3 separate regions of the Homo sapiens genome follow, and all the other regions are linked to region 1. The links are chromatin contacts, found by Hi-C or POLR2A ChIA-PET in ENCODE. All regions are on one chromosome and are shown on one strand. Each heading gives the region's core, a stretch centred on a gene start or an enhancer-like site at or near the end of the contact. The rest is flanking DNA. Distances are from core to core; before and after follow the strand shown.

Evidence for each region. A loop is a pair of places that touch in the nucleus more often than their neighbours do. ChIA-PET counts read pairs that join two places held with the same protein, here RNA polymerase II (POLR2A). Pooled maps may share reads with other maps.
Region 2: POLR2A ChIA-PET joins it to region 1 with 30 read pairs in activated T-cell. The contact joins two enhancer-like sites. POLR2A ChIA-PET finds 5 or more read pairs at or near these places in 2 of 52 experiments (H1 and activated T-cell).
Region 3: a map of HepG2 shows a loop between it and region 1 (4-fold over the local background). The contact joins two enhancer-like sites. A Hi-C loop is called at or near these places in 7 of 168 maps with a recorded cell type or tissue (B cell, Caco-2, GM11168 and 4 more), 14 of 37 single-sample maps with no recorded cell type and 10 of 50 pooled maps. POLR2A ChIA-PET finds 5 or more read pairs at or near these places in 2 of 52 experiments (SK-N-SH and activated naive CD4-positive, alpha-beta T cell).

The regions. Positions count from the first base shown.
Region 1 is chr10:45,248,976-45,251,578 of GRCh38, forward strand. No RefSeq gene overlaps it. Among named protein-coding and RNA genes, the nearest start is that of OR13A1, 65 kb to the right of the region's middle. Within about 2 kb of position 1,281, at least 5 of the 41 ENCODE cell types and tissues checked have a DNase peak (open chromatin) inside an H3K27ac peak, as active enhancers do.
Region 2 is chr10:45,501,372-45,503,974 of GRCh38, forward strand. The region is part of intron 2 of MARCHF8 (membrane associated ring-CH-type finger 8); the gene reads right to left. All of the region lies in intron 1 of LOC105378286 (a long non-coding RNA gene), which reads left to right. Among named protein-coding and RNA genes, the nearest start is that of MARCHF8, 33 kb to the right of the region's middle. RefSeq lists an enhancer at 2,004-2,504. Within about 2 kb of position 1,283, at least 2 of the 41 ENCODE cell types and tissues checked have a DNase peak (open chromatin) inside an H3K27ac peak, as active enhancers do.
Region 3 is chr10:45,433,006-45,435,608 of GRCh38, forward strand. The region is part of intron 7 of ALOX5 (arachidonate 5-lipoxygenase); the gene reads left to right. Among named protein-coding and RNA genes, the nearest start is that of ALOX5, 60 kb to the left of the region's middle. RefSeq lists enhancers at 1-300, 301-839. Within about 2 kb of position 1,288, at least 3 of the 41 ENCODE cell types and tissues checked have a DNase peak (open chromatin) inside an H3K27ac peak, as active enhancers do.

The DNA.
Region 1 (2,603 bases), core at 31-2,530:
CCTGCATGTCTGCAAACTCCAATGAGATGCTGCTCCTGCTCTGACTAAAATGCTCCGGCAGATCCCTGTTGCACCTAAAGTAAAATTCCAGCTCCTTCTCACGGTCTGCAAGCCCCAGCTGCTCTGGCCTGTGCCTCCTTCCCAGGCCGCCCGCACCTCACTGCTGGTTGCACTTCCTTCATCCCAGGAGGACTCCTGCCCATGGCCCTGCTCCTGCAGCTCTTCCTGCCAGGAGACTTCTTTCCTCAGCTGAAGCTGAACCCGCACAGCTAAGGACTCCCTGTCATGGGCCCTCACCTCACATGTCACCTCCTCAGAGAAGCCCGTGCTATCGAATGTTGCCCTCCCCCAGCATCATCCTGTTTTATTTTCCTATTATAATCAAAACCGATCTTATTTATTGTTTATTTGCTTTGTCCGGTCTCTTTCCCAACAAGGATGTAAGTCCCACGGGTGGGGAGACGGAGACTCTGTCTGACTTCTTCACTGTGGTGTCGCCAGCACCCAGAACAATTCGCAGCCATGGCAGCCTTCTAGAAACATCCTTTGAAATAGTGGGTGCTTGGATTTCTCTCAAACACATAACTAGAAAACATTTGTTTTCTTCTGAGTAATCTTCATTATATTTCTTTTTCTTTTTCTTTTTTTTTTTTTTTTGAAACGGAGTCTCCCTCTTTCTCCAGGCCGGACTGCAGTGGCGCTATCTCGGCTCACTGCAAGCTCCGCCTCCCGGGTTCACGCCATTCTCCTGCCTCAGCCTCCCGAGAGTAGCTGGGACTGCAGGAGCCCGCCACCGCGCCCGGCTAATTTTTTTTGTATTTTTACTAGAGACGGGGTTTCACCGTGTTAGCCAGGATGGTCTCGATCTGCTGACCTCGTGATCCGCAGTGCCCCTTTTCTGTTTCTTTTTTTTTTTCTTTTTTCTTTTTCTTTCTTTTTTTTTTTTTTTTTTTTTTTTTTTTTTTTTTTTTTTTGAGACGGAGTTTCGCTCTTGTCACCCAGGCTGGAGTGCAATGGCGTGATATTGGCTCACTGCAACCTCTGCCTCTGGGATTACAGGCGTGAGCCACCGCGCCCCGCCCTATTGTATTTCTAAATGAGTATCTGTGTGTATCTAACTCCAAATATTAAATTCATAGCAGAGCTATGATGTGCTCAAGGCCACAGAACAGCCATGACCATGACCACTGACATTATCCTAAAGTGCTAGAATTATATAAGGCAGGAATGGCTAAAACCAGTAATTTCAAAAGAAAAAGAAATGCACCACTAGATGGCACTGTCTTTCCAACTTAAATATGATTTCAGTTAATTCAGAATCCGAAGAAGCTCGAGTTTTCTAATCTTCACCCCCTTGTTTCACGGAACAGCACATTTGCCAAGTTTTAGATCATGCACTTTTTCTGGTAAGCAAGTTAAAATTTCATGATAATCATTGCTGTCTTTATGATCACGTTTATATTAGCAAGCATTTTTTTTTTTTTGACATGGAGTCTCGCCCTGTTGCCCAAGCAACAGGCGTGATGCGATGGCGTGATCTTGCCTTAGCTCACTGCAACCTCCGCCTCCTGAGTTCAAATGATTCTCTAGCCTCAGCCTCCCAAGGGATTACAGGTGCCCGCCACCACACCAAGCAGCTCCCCCAGGCTTGCTGCCACCTTGCAGTTTGATCTCAGACTGCTGTGCTAGCAATCAGCGAGACCCCGTGGGCATTGGACCCTCTGAGCCATGTGTGGGATATAATCTCCTGGTGCGCCATTTTTTAAGCCCATCGGAAAAGTGCAGTATTAGGGTGGGAGTGACCCAATTTTCCAGGTGCCATCTGTCACCTCTTTCTTTGGCTAGGAAAGGGAACTCCCTGACCCCTTGCACTTCCTGAGTGAGGCAATGTCTTGCCTTTCTTCGGCTCGCACATGGTGCACTGCACCCACTATCCTGCGCCCACTGTCTGGCACTCCCTAGTGAGATGAACCCGGTACCTCAGATGGAAATGCAGAAATCACCCATCTTCTGCATTGCTCATGCTGGGAGCTGTAGACAGGAGCTGTTCCTGTTCAGCCATCTTGGCTGCAGCCCACTCTATGTCTTTTAATGGGAGAGTTTAGTCTATTTACTTTCAATGTAATTATAAGTAAGGACTTACTTCTGCAATTTTGTTATTTGTTTCTGGTTATTTTGTGGTCTTCTCTTTCTTCTTTCCTTCCTTCTTGTCTTGCTTTTAATGAAGATAATTTTCTCTGGTAGTAGATTTAACTTCTTGCCTTTCATTTTTTGTGTATCTGTTTTGTTTTTTATTTGAGTTTACCCTGAGGTTTGCAAATAATATAACCCATTATTTATGCTGATCACAACTTAACACTAATTACAGAAACAAACTAACAATGAAGCAAAAAGAGAACCAATACAAATGTTACACTTTATTTTGTGCCCCCAACTTTTTGAGGTGCTCCCACCTCAAGAACCCAGACAAAGAAGAGAAAAATAAATTCAAAGCAAGCAAAAACAAGAAAATAATAGTTATAAGAGCAGAAATCAATAAAATTAAAAACAGAAAAACAAAAGAGATAATCAATTAAAAAGAGCTGGTTCTTTGAAAAAATCAA
Region 2 (2,603 bases), core at 33-2,532, 250 kb after region 1:
CCCATACAATATGCCCAACTGATTTTTAAGAAAGCAATTCAATAGAGGAAAGAGAATTTTCAACAAATGATGCTGGAACAAAGCAATGAACTTTGACTTGAGTCTCAAACTTATACAAAAATTAACTCAAAATAGTTCATGGACTTCATGTATAATCTAAAACCATAAAACATTTTAAAAAATAGGAGAAAATCTTCAGGATTTAAGGTTGGGCAAAGAGTTCCTATACTACACACCCAAAGCAGGATCCATTTAAGAAACTGATCAATTAAACTTCATCAAAATCAGAAACGTTTGCTCCATGAAAGACCCCGCTAAAAGGCTGAAGATAAAAGCTATAGCCTGGGGGAAAATATTTGCAAATGAATATCCAATTAAGGACTAGTATTTAGAATACAGAAAGAATTCTTAGACCTGAACATTTTTAAAAATCCAATTAGAAAATAGGCAAAACATGTGAAGGGACATCTTAATGAATAGGATACTCAGATGGCAAATAAGCACATGAGAAGATGTTCAACATCACTGGCCATTAGATAAATGAAAGTAAAATCACAATGAGATATTACTACACACCTATCAGAATGGCTAAAAATTTTTTTTTAAATAATGACATCACCAAATGTTGAGGATATAAAGAAACTAGATCACTTATATATTGCTTGCAGGAAAATAAAATGACAGTTATCCTGGAAAAAACTTTGGAAGTTTCTTTAAAAATTAAACATGAAATAGCTATTGCTCTCCTGAAGATTTACCTTGGAGAAATGAAAACACATGTTCACATAAAAACCTATAGGTGTCTATAGCAGCTTTGTTCAAACAAATGTCCTTCAACAGGTAAACGGTTAGAAAACTGTGGTCCGTGCATAACATGGAAAACTACTCCACTAGTAAAAAGGAACAAACTATTGATAAACACAAACCTGGAAGAAATCTCCAGAGAATTACACTTAATTTAAAAAGCCAATCCCAAATGGCTACAAATTATTCCAAACAGTAAACGAGAAAGTACGGTGCTGGCAAATATTTGAAGAAATTTGTTAAAATTTTCCCAAGTTTGGAGAAGGACATAAACCTATGCATTCAAAAAACTGAATGAACTACAAGAAACCTATGCCCAGGCATACCATAGTCAAATTAATGAAGACAAGAAGAAATCTGGAAAGCAGAGAGAAAAAAAGGATGCATTACTTATAGAGGAACAATGATTCAAATGACTGTGTCTTGCTCATCAGGAAACCCTCAAGGCCAGTAGTCAGAAGTAACATCATTTTTCAAATATTGACAAAAGAGACCTGTTTACCTAAAACTAAGTATGTGGTGAAAATATATTTCAGGAATGAAGGGAAATAAAAACAGTCACAGACAAAGAGTAACAACAAGATTAGCAACCAACAGAACTGCTTAAAAGAAATTCATCACATGGAAGGAAAATGATACCAGAAAACAATGTGTATATCAGCAATAAAGAAAGAGCAACAGAAAGGCTAAGCATTCAGACAAAAACAATTGACTATTCTTTTTCTCTTGATTCTTTACATTTGACGGCTGAAAGCAAATAATAATAATAATAATACATTCTATGAGGGGCTCTGAAGGTATGCAATGTAGAATGTAAGATAACTGTAACAGAAAGGGGGAAAGTGAAAGTTGTGATATATTTTCTATATTTTAGCGAAGTTTCTACACTACAATTGAAGTAGCAAAATACTGATTCTAAATAGACTCTGAGAAGTATGTATTTTGTAACTCATTTTTTAAAAAGCAAAGAGATAGTCAAACTCCAAATAGATAAATATAGCAACAATTAAGTGTACATAAACACTGCAATTACAGGACACAAATGTGGAGAACTGACTTTTTAAAAAAACAACCAATTATGGCCGGGCACGGTGGCTCACACCTGTAATCCCAGCACTTCAGGAGGCTGAGGCGGGCAGATCACGAGGTCAAGGGATCAAGACCATCCTGGCCAACACGGTAAAACCCCGTCTCTACTAAAAATACAAAAATTAGCTAGGCATGGTGACGTATGCCTGTAATCCCAGCTACTCAGGATGCTGAGGCAGGAGAATTGCTTGAGCCCGGGAGGCAGAGGTTGCAGTGAGCCGAGATATCGTGCCACTGCATTCCAGCCTGGCGACAGAACGAGACTCCGTCTCAAATAAATAAATAAATAAATAAATAAATAAATAAAATAAAAACTAAAAATAAATAAAAAACAACCAATTATATGCTATCTATAGGAAACTCGTTTCATTGATACAGGTAGTGTAAAATAAAGGAATGGGAAAATATATACCAAGCAAACACAAATAAAAATTTCCAAAAGGTAGAAACAACTCAAATGTCCATCAACACATAAATGGAGAGACAAAATGTGGTATTATCCATACAATGGAATATTATTCAGTCATTAAAAGGATATAAATACTGACACATACTACAATATGAACCCTGAAAACATTATGCTATGTATGTAAAAGAAGCCAGTAGCAAAAGATCATATATTATATGATTCCATCTATATAAAATGTCAAAAATAGGCAAATCCACAAAGACAAAAAGTAAATTCGCAGTTACCAAGGATTGTGGGGATG
Region 3 (2,603 bases), core at 38-2,537, 180 kb after region 1:
GCAATTCACAAAAGAAGAAATGTAAATGGGCAACCAGCATATGGAAAAACTCCTAACTTCACCTGTAGTTAGAGAAATGCAAATGAAAGTTAACAATGAGATATCATTTCTGACATGCCTGGTTGGAAAAACAAAGGGGTAACTCCCAGACACCAGCAAGGACGGAGCCCCATGCTCTGCTCATGAGTTGTTGCAGCCTGGCAGTGTTCACGGGATAACTGGTGGGCCTGGGCAGCCCAAGGTCAGAGCTTCGGCCAGCACCGGAGCAAGGTCAGAGCTTCGGCCAGCACCGGAGCAGATCCCACAGCGCCTGCTGTACCAGGTGCATGTTGCAGTGGGCGGTCAGAGGGTCCTGGGGTTGAGGCTGTCGTGGCGAGGACAGTTGTGTTACCGAGCTGGACTGGGATCTGCTTGCCCAGTGCAGCAAAACCAAACACTGAGATTGGGATATAATCTACGAGAACACAAGGCATTTATTGCGGGGACCAAAAAAGGAGAATTGGGCAGCTCACTCTTAAGACCGGAACTCCCTGATGGCTTGCAGGTAAGGGTTTTTAAAGGCAGAGTGAATTTCAGGAATTGCAGAAGTTAACAGGCAAAATCATTAATCAATACATGGAGGGTACACATTGGTTTTGGCCTAAAAGGGCGGGATATCTTGAAGTGGGGGTGGGCTTCCAGGTCATAGGTAGATTCAAAAATTTGTTGTTTTGAAATTGGTTAAGGAAGAGAAGTTTCATTTAAAAATTTGGGTTACCAGAAAGGAATGTTAGCTGTGGCTTGTGGGCGGGACTTCCCCCAGGCCCCCCAGGAAGAAATTTAGAACAAAGAGCCTGCTCAGAGTTCAGTCCTCAGTTCCGTCTTATCTGAGGTCTCTGTGCCAGTGGATCGGTTTGGTGGGGGTCTGGGTTTCTGAAAAACAACTCAGAGACACATGTTCAGGGGTTCTCTTTAGTTTCCAGAGGGAACCAAACAGCCCAGGACTCTGGCTTCCTTGGCTGTTGTTTTAGGCTGCTGTTACCCTCTTGTTTGTCAAGTTGCTCATTTATTTCTCAGGGCTAGCTAGGTGCCTGGAACTTCCCTTCAAGGAACTCGGGATTTTCCTTCATTTCCATGCCCTGTTGCGGGGCTGGGGGGCTACAGTGCCCTAAGAGGAGGCCCCTGCCCCGTCTCAATTGGAGGAGCACTGGAGGGGACTTTATTGTTTAAGTGTTCTGACAGCCAGTAGCACTGAACAGGTGTGCACCAGGAGAGTGAAACTGTCTGAGGAACAGTAGGGCAGGCACTGTCTACTCGAAAACATACCCAAACCCCCAAGGCTCAGCCTTCGCTAGCAGCCACTCAGCAGAAATGAAAGCACAAATGTGTGTGGGTAGCAACAGGAGCATAGTTTGTGATGGGGAAAAAAATTGAAAACAGTCTGAAGGCAGAAGAGGATTGAGTGAGTGAGCCCTTCCATGTCCTCACCATAAAATGTTGAGGCGTCTTTGAAAGGAATGCTTTGGTTCCCTTCCAGCTGACCTGGAGGGGTCTCCACAATGAGTTAACAGTGGAAAAACAAGACACAAGGGACCGATAAAGGATACATATCTGTCGTATACAAATAGCTCCTTCAAACTGCTAAGGCAATGGGCATGGTCTCACTTATGTAAAATGAATGCAAGGATGCAGCAGGCCTACTGTGCCAGCATGGGGACACAAGGACGCAGTGTCACCAGGTAGGAACACAGTGATGGCCCAGTGGGGGACAGGTGAGCAAAACAAAGAGACAGATGTTGATTATAATCATATTCAGTTGATGGAAAATTGGACAGATAAATGTGCACACATGCAAAGACCTATGAAAGGAGGCTCCCCAGAATTTGGTGGTTATCCCTGGGCGCTGGAAGATGAGATGATGTTTTCTTTCTCAGGCTCTCCTGTCATGACTCAGATTTCTTTTTACGATAAGCACATATTCTTTTCTAATCAGAAACGCAAAGCTACTTCCTTACCCAAAAAACAAATTTAAGAAACACAAATTGCTCAGGGCAAGTTCTGGCATCCCATGGCAGGCCAAAATCCTGGACAGGAGTGGGAGGATGTGAAGGATGGGTTGGGGAAGGCCCAGCTCAGTGGTACAAGAGCTCAAGGAGATGGGCAGGTGAGGCCCGGTCAGGCCGGGAGGTGAAGAGAAGCAGAAGGGAGAGTGATGGGCTGAAATAGGCAGAGCACTGGGCCCATCCTCATTCAGCTCTTTTTTTACTGGTCAGAACAGTTTTTTTTTTTTTAATATATAAAATTTTAGATTCAGGTACATGTGCAGGTTTGTTACATGGTTATATTGCATAATGCTGGGGTTAGGCTTCTATTGAACCCATCACTCAAATACTGAGCATAGTACCCAATACCCAGTTTTTCAACCCTTTCCTCCCTCCCTCCCCTTCCTGGAGTCCCCAGTGTCTTTTGTTCCCACTTTTATGCCCATGTGTACACAATGCTTAGCTCCCACTTATAAATAAGAACATGCAGTATTCGATTTTCTGTTTCTGGGTTAATTCACTTAAGATTATGGCTTAAGTGCCAATCCTAAGCTGCATCCATGTTGCTGCAAAGAACACGAT